2 separate regions of the Mus musculus genome follow, and region 1 is linked to region 2. The links are chromatin loops, found by intact Hi-C in ENCODE. Cell type or tissue: left cerebral cortex. All regions are shown on one strand.

Region 1 (8,000 bases), 200 kb after region 2:
GGTTGAGACATGGTGGGGACAAGTCTAGACAGGCTACTCTTTCCAGTATTTTTCAGACTCAGAATAGTCAATCACAGACATGGGCTTAGCACAGCACTGTCACTACATACTGCTACTGTCATAGTTGTCCCTAAGGTGCCATGCTAGGAGAGCACAGAAGACCCCAGGCAGATGGCCTGTCCTAATCTAGGGCAGAGAATGCCATAACCGTACAAGGGGCCTCCAGAAACACACTCCAATATCCCAGGATAACTGACAACGTAGCCTAGGCAGGTAGGTGTCAGAACATGGCTCTTCCTAGCAGGTCTGGAGGCTGCCGTGTGGCCTCTATGCTCTGCCACCAGCCCCTGCTCCAGCTCAGTCCTGTTTCTCTGAGCTCCTTCCATTCCTTCTGCTCAGTTTGGCTCAGGCTTACCCCACCCTGTTGGGGTCAAGAGGGCTGTTACCTTGCCCTCAGCCAGTCTTGCTAGGTTTCCTGTGCTACTCTCAATCTACCTGCAACAGGAAGTTTTTCTCAGTCACTCAGGCCTTGATTTATAAGCTAAAACCCAAATGCCTTGGCCACCCCACAGATCCTGCTCAGTCTGTCCCCAGAACTTCTTCCCACTTTCCTCTCCATCCACCAAGCCCCTGGCCACCACAGTCCTGGCTGTTTCACGCTATACATGAATGAGTGGACATGGTCTGGATAGTCTCTCTGGAATGGATGCCTCTAAAGCCTCTTAGCACAACCCCTACATTCCTGTGATAAAGCAAGCATCCATCTCAATTGATTCCTGACCACCGTGGACCCCGTGAAACCAGAACCCACAGGTGTCTGTCTCTGTACCACAGGACCAGGCATACTGCATACCCCTCCCCAACTTCCCCCAGCAAAGGCTGAACGCAGATTGGAGGAAAGTCAGCAAGAGAAACAAGCCCCTGTATGTGTATACCCACACTTTTGGTGACCGTTTGCTTTTACCTGTCATTGGGGGTCAGCTGGCAGCGTCTGATATCAGGCACAGATGTGACCCCACAGCGCTTGTACTGCCCATCTCCAATGGAACGCGATACCTCCAGCACGCCCAAGACACGCCCATCTCTAAAATGAAGGGAATAACGTCAGACTGTCAGACTTAACTCCTCACAGGTCCCTGAAAGCAGAAACTGAGAGTCTACAATAGCTGAGTCTGACATTTCTTTTTGTTTAGTTTGAGACATGGTTTCTTTGTGTAGTCCTGGCTATCCTAAAACTCACAGGCTGGCCTCTCAAATCCACATGCCTCTGCCCCGAGTGCTGGATCAAAGGCACTCACCACCACCACCAACATTTCTTTATCTCCAGTGAGACACAGACATAAACCGAGGTCATTCAGGTCTTGCTCCCCTCGGGGATGAGGACTACACAGCTATACACTAGCAGCAACAATGGGCACCATCCAACCTAACTGTTGATGGACTCAACAGTGAATCTCACAGCAATGCCTATACCCCTTCCCCAACCTCCCATGCCCAGTTATTCTAACAAGATGGTATGAGTCTATGCCCCTTAAATGACTACGCACACAGCCTGTGTGTGGGTGGCAGGAAAGAGGGTGGTAAGCACTCTAACTGTCGAAGCTAGGCTCAGAGGATATCTGAAGCTATAGTTCCTAGCTGCTGAAGCACTTTCACACCAGTAGGGCTACAATCTCACTCATGATAATCTCTCTCACACTTTTCTGTGAAGGAAAAAACAGATGACCTATAAATAGAAGAGGTACCTTAGGCAGACACTATGATCACAGAGAACCAGTGTACAGTTACACTGCCCCAAGAACTATGCTAGCCCAGGCTCTCATATTGACTCCCTGGGCTCTGAGGACATCATTTTTAAGACTTACTAAATACCAAAGCAGTGTGGTGGTTTAGTATCCTTGAGGCTCCTAAGTCACTAACGAGATGCTGTACAGATATAGGTGGGACAGGAAGTTCCTCCTGGGCTGGTGCTACAGTTCTGGAGGCAGCCTTAATTCCAGTCACCCCCAGTGACTCAGTTCAGTCACCCTGAATGAATGTTTTTTAATCCCTAGAGACTTTTTTTTTTCCATTTTTTATTAGGTATTTAGCTCATTTACATTTCCAATGCTATACCAAAAGTCCCCCATACCCACCCACCCCCACTCCCCTACCCACCCACTCCCCCTTTTTGGCCCTGGAGTTCTCCTGTACTGGGGCATATAAAGTTTGCGTGTCCAAAGGGCCTCTCTTTCCAGTGATGGCCGACTAGGCCATCTTTTGATACATATGCAGCTAGAGTCAAGAGCTCCGGGGTACTGGTTAGTTCATAATGTTGTTCCACCTATAGGGTTGCAGATCCCTTTAGCTCCTTGGGTGCTTTCTCTAGCTCCTCCATTGGGAGCCCTGTGATACATCCATTAGCTGACTGTGAGCATCCACTTCTGTGTTTGCTAGGCCCTGGCATAGTCTCACAAGAGACAGCTACATCTGGGTCCTTTCGATAAAATCTTGCTAGGGTATGCAATGGTGTCAGCGTTTGGATGCTGATTATGGGGTGGATCTCCCTAGAGACTTCTGCTGTTTCCTGGGGAAAACAGAGCATTCTAGAATACAAATTATTAAACAGAACTGGAGTAATGGAAGTGCCTAGGAGCAGTGCTGAACAGGAGCAGTGAGAGTGCTCGGCTTGGGAGCACCCATATAGGAAGCAGCCCCAAACTTAAGAGCCATGAGAGAACCTCTTCTGCAGCTCAGATCTTAGCTATGAGCAGAGCCTTCCTACTCCAAGTTCTCAAAAGCTAAGCCTCCTGCTCTTCCTGGGTCTGGGGCTCACCTGACTCCTGAAGGAAGTAGGAGACCACTGACTCCTTTAGCTGTGGGAAAGGGGGAAGAATGTTCCACCCTGGAGACCAGCAGAAGCCCAAAGCCAGTGTGTGAACACCAGTATAGACAGCTATAAGCTCTGGTCCCCAAGGACCATGACACTAGTACTTAGCCCAGTCCCAGGTACACGATGCCGATGTACTGCAATGTCACTGTCTTCAGAAAGCCTGCCAGGCTAGCCCATTCCTTGTAAAAGAAAAGCAAACATCTCTTCATACGCCCAAAGGAAGCCCTGCTACACACTGCCTTCATTGTAAGGAACTCTACTAACAGGCTAGTCTTACGTCATTTGTCAATGGACACCACACTGCTGCCCCCTTGTGGCTACCGTCTAGGTGCTGTAGAAATGGTTCTCACCCTTCCTAATGACCCTTTAGTACAGTTCCTCAGGCTGTGGTGACCCCCAACCATGCAATTATTTTGTTGGTACTTCATAACTGTAATTTTGATACTGTTATGAACCATTATGTAAATCTGATATGCGACCCCTCTGATCATGACCCAAAGGTTACCTGCTGGTGTACAGACTGTGGTGCCACGTCCTGTGTGACCCCATGTAACCTGGCTGCCTCCCTCTATGCCCAGCAGCCATGCACAAAGCCTCCCAGCTCTCATACATTAGAGAAGAGAAAGCCTTCAGACTTCAAGTTCAAACACCCCAGCAGCTTAGCTAAAAGGACATTTTTGAACATTTTATCTCCAACAGAACAAAAAAAACTTGAGGACAAATTATAGAAAGAACCAGAAAACAGGGTCACATTTAGAAGGCAATGTCCATGAAGTGGAAGAATGAAGTTCTCATTTCACCTCTGGGCACACAAGTGATCGACTCTGGTCACATGACCTTTGAAGACAGCGGTGAGTGAACTGAGGAGGTACAGCAGCAATCTCTGTGTCAGCAACAGCACACTCTGAAGGCGTCCCTTTATTAACTAATTTTTGAGAGAGTGCCTCACCACATTGCACAGGTGGACCTTGAACTCCTGAACTCAAATACTCTCCTGTCTCAACCTCCCAAGTACCTGAAAGTGCAAGTGTTCCCATACCTAGCTTTGAACCTGGTCTACTAACCACTAGAGACTTTCAGTGCCACAGCGCAATATATAAACTGGGTATGCTAAGGCAGGCCAATAATTCCAGAAGTGAGGAGCTGGAGGCAGGAAAATTACAAGTTTAAGGCCAGCTTTGGTTATAGACTGAGGTGAGGCCAGCCTGGGCTAGATGAGACCCTGTACAAAAACCAAGCAAGGACAGTATGAGAGAAGCTCCCCAGACACACTGAAAATAGCTGAGTGGTAAGTACTCACTTGAGACAGGTTTTGTCTTTCTGTTCAGCCAGGGAGACACTTTCTACCTTTACTGTGACACAGATGAACTAAGTTATTCATATGCACTGCCAGACCTGAGAGTGGACCTTACTATGCACATTAATCCTCAATGGTGTGGAGGCTGAGTTCCTGGGACCCCATAAATGCCCTGGATACCTGACATTCCCTCCAGCTTTCTGTATCCTCATGCGCTCTTCATACTGAGTTGGGTTGTGCTCTTTGCTGAGGCTTAAGGCTGCGTGCTTCTGACTTTCCTCATTATATCGACACAGGATTGCCTGGGAAGACAGAGATCGCAAACCATGGAATTCAGTGAGCAGCATCTAGGACTCAGTCAAAGGGAGACTTACAATGATTTCACATTCAGTTGCTTGCTGACATACAGAAGCTCAGAGAATCCAGCATCAAAGAAATAGCAAATAGGAAAGTTGTTCTCACTCTAAGGGTGAGAAATCCCCAGTTTTGGTGTCAATTCTGTCATAAGCCTTGCTGGCTGACTGTAGCCAATCTCTCAAATGGCCATTGTTGGTGGCATTAGTGACAAAGATGGGAGGCATTTAACAAATACCATGGCCAAAGTCAGAAGGCTGTGAGCTTTTCTGAGAATTGAGGATACAGGCAAGCACAGCACACACTCCCTGTTTGCTCCCACGGCCATGGTTACTGTGTCCCTTTCACAGAGGACACTGAAACCCAGAGGAGTAATTTGCTTAAAGTCACATAAAGAACCAGGGTTCATAGGGTTCATACTGGGTCTGGGTATGAAGAATTTGGGGGGGACGGGGGAGAAGGTGGAGTGACACATTTTCCCTCCTGTTCTGGTTTGAGTAACTTGTTCTAAACAAGTTCTACTTGTATACTTGTTTACTTATATACTAGAACTTGTCTATCAAGGCTCCCAGGAACCTAAGCTCCCTGAGGACAGGCTGTCACCTCCGTTTACAGCTGCATTCCTAGTGATGAGTCCTAGCCCTAAGCACCAGAGGAGGAGTGGTAGAGGCTGCTTAGTGAGTGGTCACTGGCAACTGAAGGACACAGGACTGGGTGGAAAGCAGCATGCTTGAACATAAGGCCACTCCCTATAGCACCTGACCTGTCCCTGGGCTCCCGTGCTGCAGATGTGCTTGGCCTTGGCCTTCCCTTTCACGGCTCTCTAGCTACTCTGCAGTCAAAGCCCTTGGAAAGGTGGAGTTAATACTTTCATTCAATACCAACTATGTCATAAAAATGAGGATCTAAGTTACCTGCACACAGATTTCATTCTAAACCCCAGTGTCATTTAATAGCATGGCAAACAAACCAAAACAAAAAACAAGCAAACAAACCAATAAAACAAAAAAACAAAAAAACAAAACCAAACCAAAACAAAAAACCCCCGAAATCCTATTGGCAGGGGAGACAGCATCTCGGTGTGAACCAGCCAGCTCTTGCCCTGGGGAGAACAGACGGCCCTGCTCAGCTGCCGAGTCTGTCCCAGGTGTACACTGGAACACTCCTTGCAGAAACCCCACTAGAAGGGAAGGCCCAACCAGCCACCAACACTTTAACTTGCTTAAGGTCTCTCCTTAAGACATGCTGTCACCTAAGCAGGTGGCTCAGAGCCACATACCCGACTATCTCCAAGGTTGGCGATATACAGGATGTTGTCCACAGCCAGGACACACGTGGCAGTGGACCCGTCTTTCCAGGCAGGCTTCCTGGGGAAACACATCAGAAACGCAGTCACCACTACTGGCGAGTGCCCAGAGACTAATTTATAGAGCTAAACAGCAAGTCTGCCAGGCTAAAACAGATTGTATCCTCTGTATTACTCCATAGTTTGGATATGGGTAGTGTCCCCAGATGCTCCTATGTCAAAGGTTGGGATCCCATGGTGACACTATTAGAAAATACTGTGGCCCTCTAGGAAATGGGGCCTTATGAGAGATTTAGGTCACTGTGAAAGTTTCCTCATAAGGAGCTGTGGGATCTTACTGCAAAGTCCTTCAAAGGGATTGTGGGGCTTGGGCTCATTTTCCCTGTCTCTTGCTGTCTGGCTCATGAACACACATGCTGAGACTCACTGCTACCATAGTATGCCACTCGAATCAAAGGTCTGAACTAACTGGGCTGCCCTATAGCTGTGCCTCAAGTCCAGAACAGTAAGCAGAAACAAAGCTCTTTATTTTGGGCACAGAGGGGCCACATACCTTTGGTTCACTCCAGAGGCAGGCAAAACTTTTAAGTTTGAGGCCAGCCAAGGATACACAGTGAAACCCTCTCTCAAAACTAAAAACAAACACCAAACAATTCTTCCTAACATAGCCCATGTGATGCAGAAATACACACATCTTTTTTTTCCCCTTCTTAAAATGTACGAGTGTCTTGTCTGCATGTATTCAAGTGCATACCTGCTGCTCCTGGAGACCAGGAGGCCATTAGAATCCTTGGAACTGGAGTTACAGGAAACTGTGAGCCATTATGGGAGTGCTGGTCCTCTAGAAGAGGCAGCCTGTGCTCTTAACCACTGAACCATCCATCTCTACAACTCCAACATACATTTTTCTAAAAAGCATTTTTTTCTGCTTTTTAAATTTTATTTACCTAAAAAAATATTATTGTATGTGTGTGCACAGTGTGTAAGCATGCATGTGTGTGAAGGGAATATCTCATTTTACCCTTTGGAACTGAACTCAGGGAATAAAAATTAGTGGCAATCATCCTGACTGGCTTCCCGCTGGCCCCACATCCTCCTTAATTAATGGTTGTAAGAGCTCACACATGGTGCTGGGTACTCCTGAGACAGAAAGCATTGTGCTAAACAGCATCACAAGACCTGAGGTTGCTCAGGAAAACACCACGCACTGAGCATTCTGCATGCAGATACTCACTGGCTTGAAGCCTGTTTCAGGAACTCTTCATCGGTGTGCTTAAAAGTATCTAGCAGACACCTCTTTACAGTCTTCTCCACACTGATTATATCTCCTGGTAGAGAAGGGTCAAACAGAGTCATCTTTCAAGAGGAGAAGGCTGCTGCCCACTCAGGTTCTGTTGGTCGTTTTCACATATAAACTATTTTCTAAGCATGTCCTTGTCAACAATCTACTTCCTCACCTGTAGGAGCGCCATGCAATTCCGATGTACTGGTTTCCACAGCGTGGAGGCAGACAAGACACTTAACCACATCCCAGACACTTAACAAGCTAAGAAATGGTGCTTTATTTACACAGCCTCTTCTGAACCCTAAGCTCAGACTTTCTGAACCTAAGCCTAAGACTTTCTTTTTTGGTGACAGAGACTTATGTAGGCCAGGCTTCAAACTTACTGTGCAGCTGAAAATGATTTTTGAACTGCTCATCTGCCTCATGAACCATCATACCCAGTATACGTAGTCCTGAGGACTGAATCTAGGGCCTCAGGCATGCTAGTCAGGTAAACTATCAACTGTGCAACATCCCCAAACCCATCAACGACGTTCTGCCAAAGCAAAACACCCAGTCCGACAGACTCGGCCATGCAAACAGCACAGCAAGTCAAACGTCCACAGGTTCAGTTCTCAGTCTCACCTTTAGGAAATTTCCTGATTAAGTTCTGGTGCAAATTCTGTGCAGCAAATTTCGAGGCTCGTATTCCTCCATGTCCATCAAACACAGCAAAGTATGAAACCCGAGTACTAGAAGAACGAATTAAAGGTTAATTATATCCCTAAAACAATGAACACACCTCTTCACTGAAGCTTGCTTTACTGAGTTTTGAGGTGGGGGCTCCATATTTAGCCCAGTCTGGCCTCCAATTACAGAGCCTTGTGCCCCTGCCCAGGTGTGCTGA
Region 2 (8,000 bases):
CGGCGTTGGCATCGTGTATGCTTTGCATGTCTGTCTCTTCTGTAAACGTGGCTCATCGCTGCCACTTATCTGTCCAGTCCTCATCTGTACACAAGACCATTGCAGCCTTCAAACCATTGTCTTGGGAGAAACACGCAAATAGGCATACAGTATTTGAAAACTCTTTCATTGTTAGCCTTTCAAAACATAAAAGAGCTTCTAAACTGACATAGATTAGTGTCTCCTGTTCCCTAGTTTAATTATGCATTGATATATTTATCATATTGTCAAGCATTTGTTTGGTTTGTTTGAGGGTTTGTTTTTCTTTGTAGGAAACAAGGTCTCACTAGCCTGGAACTTATTATGTAAAACAGACTGGCCTTGACTTCGGAAAGATCCACCTGCTTCTGCCTCTTGAGCTCTGGGATTAAAGGCACATGCTGTCACATAGGCGTTTGTTTGTTTGTTTGTTTGTTTGTTTGTTTGTTCTGGTTTCTGTTTCGGTTTTGGTTTTTCAAGAGAAGTTTTCTCTGTGTAGCTTTGGCTGTCCTGTAACTCGCTCTGTAGACCATCTGACCTTGGACTCACAGAGATACGCCTGCCTCTGCCTCCCAAGCACTGGCATGAGAAGTATGCCCCTATAGTGTGATTTATCCTGTGTGCCTGGCCCTTTCAAGGATTCCCAGTTGCTCGTAAACTGGCCCTTTAAGAATTCTTAGCTGTTTGAACTACTTGACCCTCATGACCTTCAGTGTTGGTGGCTTCTTGAATTTCTGGGAAGGAGAAAGAATATAAAAAAGCAGGCCGAGGCTGAGAAAGAGCATTGGGCTAGCTGAGAAGACAGTTGAGCCAGAGATGAGATTGTTAGGAGACAGTTGAGCCAGGAGGAGCTGAGCTGGGTAGATAGGCTACAACAGTTGTTTTGGTTTGGAACTGAGAGAAAGGAGTGTTTAAGCAGACTGCTGGGGAACTGAGAGAGGAACAACGGATTGGGGGAAACATTTGAAGGGGCTGGGCTAGAAACTGGAAGGAGGGCAGGCAGTGAGTTAAGAGAACTGATTACTGTTGATAGGAAATGAAACATTAAAATAGATAAAAAGCACACATTTTACATGTGCCACCACCGCCTGGCCCACATATGCAATTGTAATTGTGTGTGTGTGTGTGTGTGTGTGTGTGTGTGTGTGTGTGTGTGTGTGTAGGGTCCCTTCCATCCCATGTGTGAAACTTCACTTCGTCGTTTGTGATAGGTCTAGGTAGAGCTGACTTTTCCCTTTTTCAGCTCCATGGTTTGTGGGTGTTGGTTTTCTCTTCATTTCTAGATCATTGAGATGTTAATTCTTTAGTTCTATTTCCATATCTCCCATACACCAGCCTCTTGTCTCCTGTCTTCCAGTCTGTCCCTGTTTTCTGCCAAGCATTTAGCTGGTTTAAGGTGGGCTGGACCACAAAGAGCCAGAGCTTGCGATTCCCTCCTTTCCTTTACAGCTCTTGAGTTATCCCAGTGTTGCTGAACACATCATCTTCTGTCAAATGGACAGTTCACTTCTTGAGGGCTTTTTGCATGTTTTTCCCTTGGGTGCATTTGAGGGAGTAAAGTTCCAAGATGCTCGAAAGCCTTGAGTATTTGGATTTTAACAGCAGCTCCCTTGAGAGACTTGACAAACTAATACTTAAAGCTGACTGTTCCAAGGTGCCTTCTGTTAGTCCTTACCTAACAGCTGTGCTTTAGAACAACTGGCCCAGTGACAGTGGCCCGAGTCTAGCCTCCTATTGTCCAGTGGAGAATGGCAAACTAAAAATAGTTGGTGTTCTTGCCAGCTGCACGTGAAGATGTCCCCGTTTGCCTGTGCCACTTTCCTCTGGCTACTTACTGGTGAGGACTGTGTTACTGCTGTGACTGGTGTTAGCAGTGTAATACCCAAAATGAATTCAAGACCACCCAGTACCTTCCCCCTTCAAAAAGGACTTTCCATACTGAACTAGCAGGCAAAGTACAGAGCCAGATAAGGAAGCTGGCTGACTAAACAAATGTAAAAACATAGTTTTAGTGGTCAAAATGACTAAGCTTACAGCTACCAAAACAATATTAGCTGTTCTCAGAGAAATAACCATAACAAGATTAGCAATTCTCTTGCCCCCCTACCCCACATGGAATTCCGACAAAGACCACAAACCACCTTTTGTTGCAAGAATTCCCCTGACGTTAATAGCTGTGACGTTAATGTACTATTACTTTGCTGACCAAATCATAATAACCCACCATGGGGGGCAAGCAAAGTGAGGGACTAGGCCAAAGGGTTACTTAGTTACTATACAAACCAACCAATGCCTGAAAGGGTTACTTGCTACACCAGTGAGAACCCTGTTGCTCAAATCTGCCCCTTACAAAGGTATAAAAAGTGTGATCTTTCTTTGTTCTGGGTCTCTCCTCTGGCCTACGTCCCTAACAGAAAGAAAGAAAGAAAGAAAGAAAGAAAGAAAGAAAGAAAGAAAGAAAGAAAGAAAGAAAGAAAGGAAGGAAGGAAGGAAGGAAGGAAGGAAGGAAGGAAGGAAGGAAGGAAGAAAGAAAGGAAGAAAGAAAGAAAGAAAGAGGGGAGTCCCTAACATGTTGGATCAATAAAAATCCTCATGCGTTTTGCAGCGATGGCGGCGGTCTCTGTGGTCCTTGTGAGTAAAGGTCTTTTGACGAACTCCAACAGCAGTTCTCCTGATCAGTCTTTTTCTATCTGGGGGTTATTGATATTCTTGGGTTTGTAGCCCTGTGGGTGTCTTTCACACTCTTCCTCCGGGACTACAGTTGCATAAGTTAGGCCCCTCAAAGTGGGGTCATGGTTCTAGTATTCTTTGTCCTTTTGTTTTTATAGCCCTGTGTGGCTGTGGTGGTTACGTGTTGCCGTATGCTGTGTGGTCTCGCTTCTTGCTGTCCCGCTCCTTCAGGCTGCCCTGGGACAGCAGCGGTTCTTTTCCTCTGATGCCTAAGGCTAGTCCTGCTCGCTCTCAGCTGCTCTGAGCACAGTTTGTTTCCCTCTACGGTAGCGGAAGCTGGGCTGCTCCAGACTGTGTGTGCACATGCTCTGCTGCTGCTGCTGTGCACTTCAGGGAGTGTCCTTACGTACAGTGTGAAGCCTGCCCTCTGCCTCTCTCAGATGTCTTCCCGAGGCGTTCTCTCTGTTTCTTAGATTGGTTTCTGGACTATGGCTTCCCTCATCCTGCTGAAGTCTGGAAACTTAGTAGGCAGCCCCAGGCTGCCTTGATTTCTTGTTCTCAGGGCTCCCTGAACTGTCTACTGTGGCAATTGCTGAGGTCTGGTTACTTTTCCGTGTATAAATGGGAACTGTATCCACTGAAGGTGTTGTACAGAAGTAGACCTGCTGACTTCTACCTTAATGCCTCTCTCCCTCTGACAGTCTTTTAACGCAGTGTCAGCACATGCCCATGTGAGAGGGGATCCAATGCTGCTGATGACCAGTTAGAAGTGAGCAAATCTCACAGACTGAAGATGCCAACCTGCAGTCCTAGGGCAGCCACACTAAGGCCGGGTGTCAACGAGTTGCATCCTTTCTGTGTGAATTGGGAGAAACTCAGGGCAATTACTGGGGAGCCTCACAGCCTAGATTCTGAGCTGCAGACATGAAAGGAAGGACTGAATGAGGCAGGGCTCAGCTGCTTTCCAGCCATGACTTGCCCGTACTCCCATGTCTGTCCATGAAAGGAGGCTGGCCTCCTGGCAGGGCTTCATAAGGTTCAAAACGAAGGGCTAGCCAAGCCAAAAGAATGTGTTCCCTTCCCCATGTCCCCTTGACTTTAGGACATGTGGGGTCCCCAAGACATAGGTTTATGAACCCCAAATGTCGGCTTGGCCTGTGTTCAGGATGAATACCAGGTTGCTGTTAAGGGTCCTGAGCGCTTGGCCAGAAGGTGGCAGCAGCCTCTAGCCTTGTTCCCCTTGCTGTGAGGAACGCTGCTCACCCACCAGTATTGTAAACCTGAGTGAAGTCTCTGCCAGTGTATGGGGCCAGTGATAGTCTGCTCACCTGCAGCGTGCAGAGTGCAGACCTGCTCAGTTAGTCTGAGCTGCTGCATCCATGACTCTCCAGGTCAGGCCTAGCCTGTACTTGGGGTATCTGCCCCAGGGTTCTCAGCTTGCCGGTGTTACATGGCCTTTCTTGCTCATATTCACACACCCAAGTCTCCCTTACCACTACTGGTCCATCCTGTGTAGAGTCATGGCCAGTAGCCAACCCCAACGGAAGTCTCACCTTTTTACCTAGCAATTCCTTTTGTCCCTAAATTCGGTATTCATGGACTCTGCTACCCTACCCTGGCTTGTCACCACCTGCTGTCAAGCACACCTTTGTCCCTCCAAGGAGCCTTGTTCCCACTGACCATCTTTCCTGAGGTTCCACTTCTTGTCCTACAGACGTTGGTTGTCAGGGCTGGTTTTGGCCACACCACTCCAGCACCCCACGGGGAAAAGGAGATGGGACCACGGGGTGTTTGCAGAGCCCACAGGATAGCTGAGGAACCCAGCCGTCAGAGCGAGGTGCTGAGTTTGGGGACCTGGAGACCCTCCAAGCCCATCCGGCCCTGCAGACATTCCAGGAGGCTCCCCTCTAGTCCCAGCCGCGCTCCAGCCTCAGGTGCCGCCCGCCAGCTTCCGCCCTCGACAGCCGCGGGCGTGGGAGCCGCAGTGGGCCGGGCGCGGTCTCTCCTTAGCTCCCGCCCCCGGCGCGTCTCCAGCGGGCGCAGAGCTCGGCAAGGCGCTGGGACGGTGGGGCTCTGCTTGCCATGGCCCCGGGCCTGCGGGGCCTCCCGCGGTGCGGCCTCTGGCTGCTGCTGGGTGAGTAGCCCGGGCTGCAGCGTTGGTGGTGACCTGGGGCCGGGAGGGCAGCACCTGAACGCACCTTACTCAGGGCATGGGGTCTGGGCAAGACAGTAGAGTGGTGATGGGGGCGGGGGAGGGGGCGCTGCACCACCTTACGCTGCCACGGAGACGAGGTGGCTTGGGCACATCATCCAGCGGGCCATCCGAAGGCATCAGCAACTTTTGATCATACAATGGGCAGCTTGCTTTCCGGGAGGGATAGGGTCGCGGGGTTCCCCTGTCGGCACTTCAGTTCTCCAAACTGATGCAAGCTCCCTGAGCCAGAAGCAGCTTACAGATGTGCAGTCTTCAACCAGAGCCACAGCTTAGGGATCCGGACACTAAGGACAACTGGAAGCCTGACTCTCACCTACAACAGTTGCTGGTTGAGACTATTATTTCCACGGAGGGTGGGAGGCTAGGGGTGAAGGGTGGTTGTTGTTGGCGTGTGTGGCTAATAAATATTAGAGGTGGCAGACTTGCTTGGGATTTTGTTTTAGATTGATCAGAAACTGTAGCCCAGGGGTGACTAACAAGAAACTGCCCATCTCAGTTCCCTTGTCTGTAACGTTCTCAGGACCCGGGGCTGTCATACCTCTTGGACATAATTCAGGTACATAGCTACATTTTAACGAAAGCAAACAAAGAGTCGGTCCAGTGTCCCTGGAAGGGCCTGTGGCTTGATGATTCTTGTGGTCTTTTCCCATACCCATGGTATTGGTCAGAGGCACCTGCTGCACAGGCTCTGGTGGTGGCAAAGGCTGCCCACTAGTGCTGTTTATAGCCAAGGAAGCAGCTTGGGGCAGTGTGGCCTGTCCCCGGTGACTGGGCAGGAACAGCACTGGACACCTACCGTTTGCAGGGCAGAGCTCTCCTGTTTTTAATCCTTGCCAGGGAGTGCCAGATCTACACTTTAAAAATCTGTTTCTGTGTAATAGAATCTAAAGGTGGATTTGCCCCTTATATGTGTTGGCTAAACTTGCGTGAAAATCAAAACCTTATAATAATGTTGCTGTCTTTGGCTATGTTCAGATCCTTTTGGCTTGATGTGAAATTTTAGCTTCAGTTTCCTAAGAGATGAACATTAGCAGCACAGGGAGCTGGTTGGGCCCCTCCCCCACCCCCTTTTATTTAAGAATAAGCAAATAAATTAAGTTTCTTTACTAGTGCACCAGAGTCTGCACCCTGGAAGGCTTGTGTAAATAGAACACTTATGCTTGACCACATGTAAGGACCGCCTGTGTTTACCAAGAAAAGGGCTCTGCTCTCAGTCCAATGACCTGTGCTCTTGACGTAGCCCTGAGCAGTCTGGCTGATGTTATGTCTTGGGAGAACAAACACAACTCTATGAGGTTATCGGTGAATTAATGACTTGGGAACCCAGCTGTGATGAGCGGAATCACTGAGCTCATAGTGTTCTTCACGAGCCCTGCTACTGGCCAGATCTCCTTGGAGATAGACTTTGATATCTTGCATGGCTATGTGGAAGAAAGAGTTCTGTTTTTCTTTAAAGTATAGTAATCTGTAGGATGTGAGATCTTGATCTGGGACGCTTCTATAAACCAGCTGGTTCTTCTCTTAGTCAACCTGCTGGCTTTATTAAGAGTTACCGAAATCCCAGCAGATACGTCTTTTTCTCTTCCCGCTGACTCTCCTCTGTGTGCTGTTGTGTTTACAAAGCATCTCCTGAGAGACCACGTGCACTTTAAAACATTTTCATGCATAACCATCAAAAGGCTCTGAGCTGTCAGGAAAGGCGAGCTGTGGGTACGAGGCAGGCCAGCTCGGACAGCTTTGACTGCTTTGCAAGCTGCTGTTTTTGCAAACTTCTCTTGGGCACAGCAGTGGATCAGCTCTTGGATCGTCTGTACTGGGGAACGCATGCTCTCCTTGTCTGTCATGCTGGGGACCTAGAAGGGGGGTTGGGGATTTGAGACTCCGGACTATTTGTTGAACTATATATAAACTACAAGTGAAACGGACATCCCAGGAAGTCGGTGTGTTGCTGTTTTTATCTGGACACGGTTCTTGTTGTGGAGCCCAGATCCAGGGACTCCAGCTTGCTAATTGAATCACTGTGTTTACTTGCCATCAGTGTGAGCTTGGAGACAGAGTGATTCTTTGGTGTTTGTCCAGCTTCCCTGCATACATGCTGGGTCTGTGTTCAGACTGTCAGTCCAGCCCAGGGCTGCAGACCAGTTTTTCTACCCATGCTAGGTTGCAGTAACATAGGGGAACATTTTAGATGCAATCCTCACTTGGGGCAAATGACTCCTTGGAAAAGTCTCCTGTGATTTCCTCACACATACCCCTGAACTAACCAGTTTGATAGTTTCTGTTCAAATCCAAACTGGCATCTGGGAGAGTGTGTGACAGGGACGCCACATGTGGTATGAATCCCAGTGAAAGTGCTGAGCCAGGGAGTGGCTCCCCAAAGGCTCACCCTGCCGCACCCCTCCTTTCTGAGATTCCATGTGTCCTGCTAGGCTGTACCCTCACTAGAGCTCTGGCTGAAGCCTGGTCCCTGGGATGCTCGCAGGCTGCACGGTCAGTTTTCTGCTGGAGCCCCGGAAAAGGTGGGTCAGTTTTTAGGGTGATCTGAGTGCCAGTTGCCAGTGGGCAGCCTGCAAGCCACAGGCTTTCCATCCTGTGAGAGAGGAGTGAGAGAAACAGATGCGCTCCTCATAACTCTTGAGCCCCAATTGGAATCCACCCCAGGAACCCATCAAGTTTGAGCCAAGTGTCTAACCTTCTATGCGTCCCATATCTCGGAGATCAAATGGTGTCAACACAAAAGACAGCTAGAAGCCTGGTAAATACCTCTCCTTAGCTGTGCCCTACAGCACAGGACATGCCCCACTCCTGTGAAGAGCGACATGTCCCCAAATGCCCATGGTTCGAGGTGGAGAAATGCCCCCATTTTAACCAGGCAGCTGCCCCTCTTCGGTCGCCTCTGTATCTGCTACAACCAGCCACATAGTCAAAGTGTTCTTAACCTGGGCATGGTGGCTCCCATGTATAATCTCAACAGTCAGGAGACTGAGATAGATGGATTATAAAACAGACAGCTTGGACTACATAGTACATAAGGAGACCTTGTCTCAAAAAATATATCAAAACTCAAAATGTTACCAACAACAATAATGGCAGAATT

The links. Peaks named below come from ENCODE experiments on the same cell type or tissue, not always from the same donor. Only the 100,000 strongest peaks of a DNase experiment are listed, where the experiment ranks them.
Region 1: it touches region 2 in a loop (2.0-fold over the local background); 3 of 42 quality-filtered maps call a loop at or near these places.

The regions. Positions count from the first base shown.
Region 1 is chr1:91,377,502-91,385,501 of GRCm38, forward strand. It overlaps Ilkap (integrin-linked kinase-associated serine/threonine phosphatase 2C), which reads right to left. Exons shown (of 12, transcript NM_023343.3): 6 at 7,739-7,845; 7 at 7,064-7,157; 8 at 5,803-5,890; 9 at 4,350-4,471; 10 at 965-1,084. Among named protein-coding and RNA genes, the nearest start is that of Erfe, 15 kb to the left of the region's middle. In left cerebral cortex, CTCF peaks have their summits at 1,650 and 3,186 (motif pointing left); DNase peaks (open chromatin) are centred at 1,596 and 3,172.
Region 2 is chr1:91,175,319-91,183,318 of GRCm38, forward strand. Ramp1 (receptor (calcitonin) activity modifying protein 1) reads left to right here and starts at 4,504. Exons shown (of 3, transcript NM_016894.3): 1 at 4,504-4,822. The coding sequence starts at 4,771. In left cerebral cortex, a CTCF peak has its summit at 3,894 (motif pointing right); DNase peaks (open chromatin) are centred at 3,927, 4,645, 5,549, 6,208 and 1 more place; H3K4me3 peaks cover 3,002 bases; H3K27ac peaks cover 3,071 bases.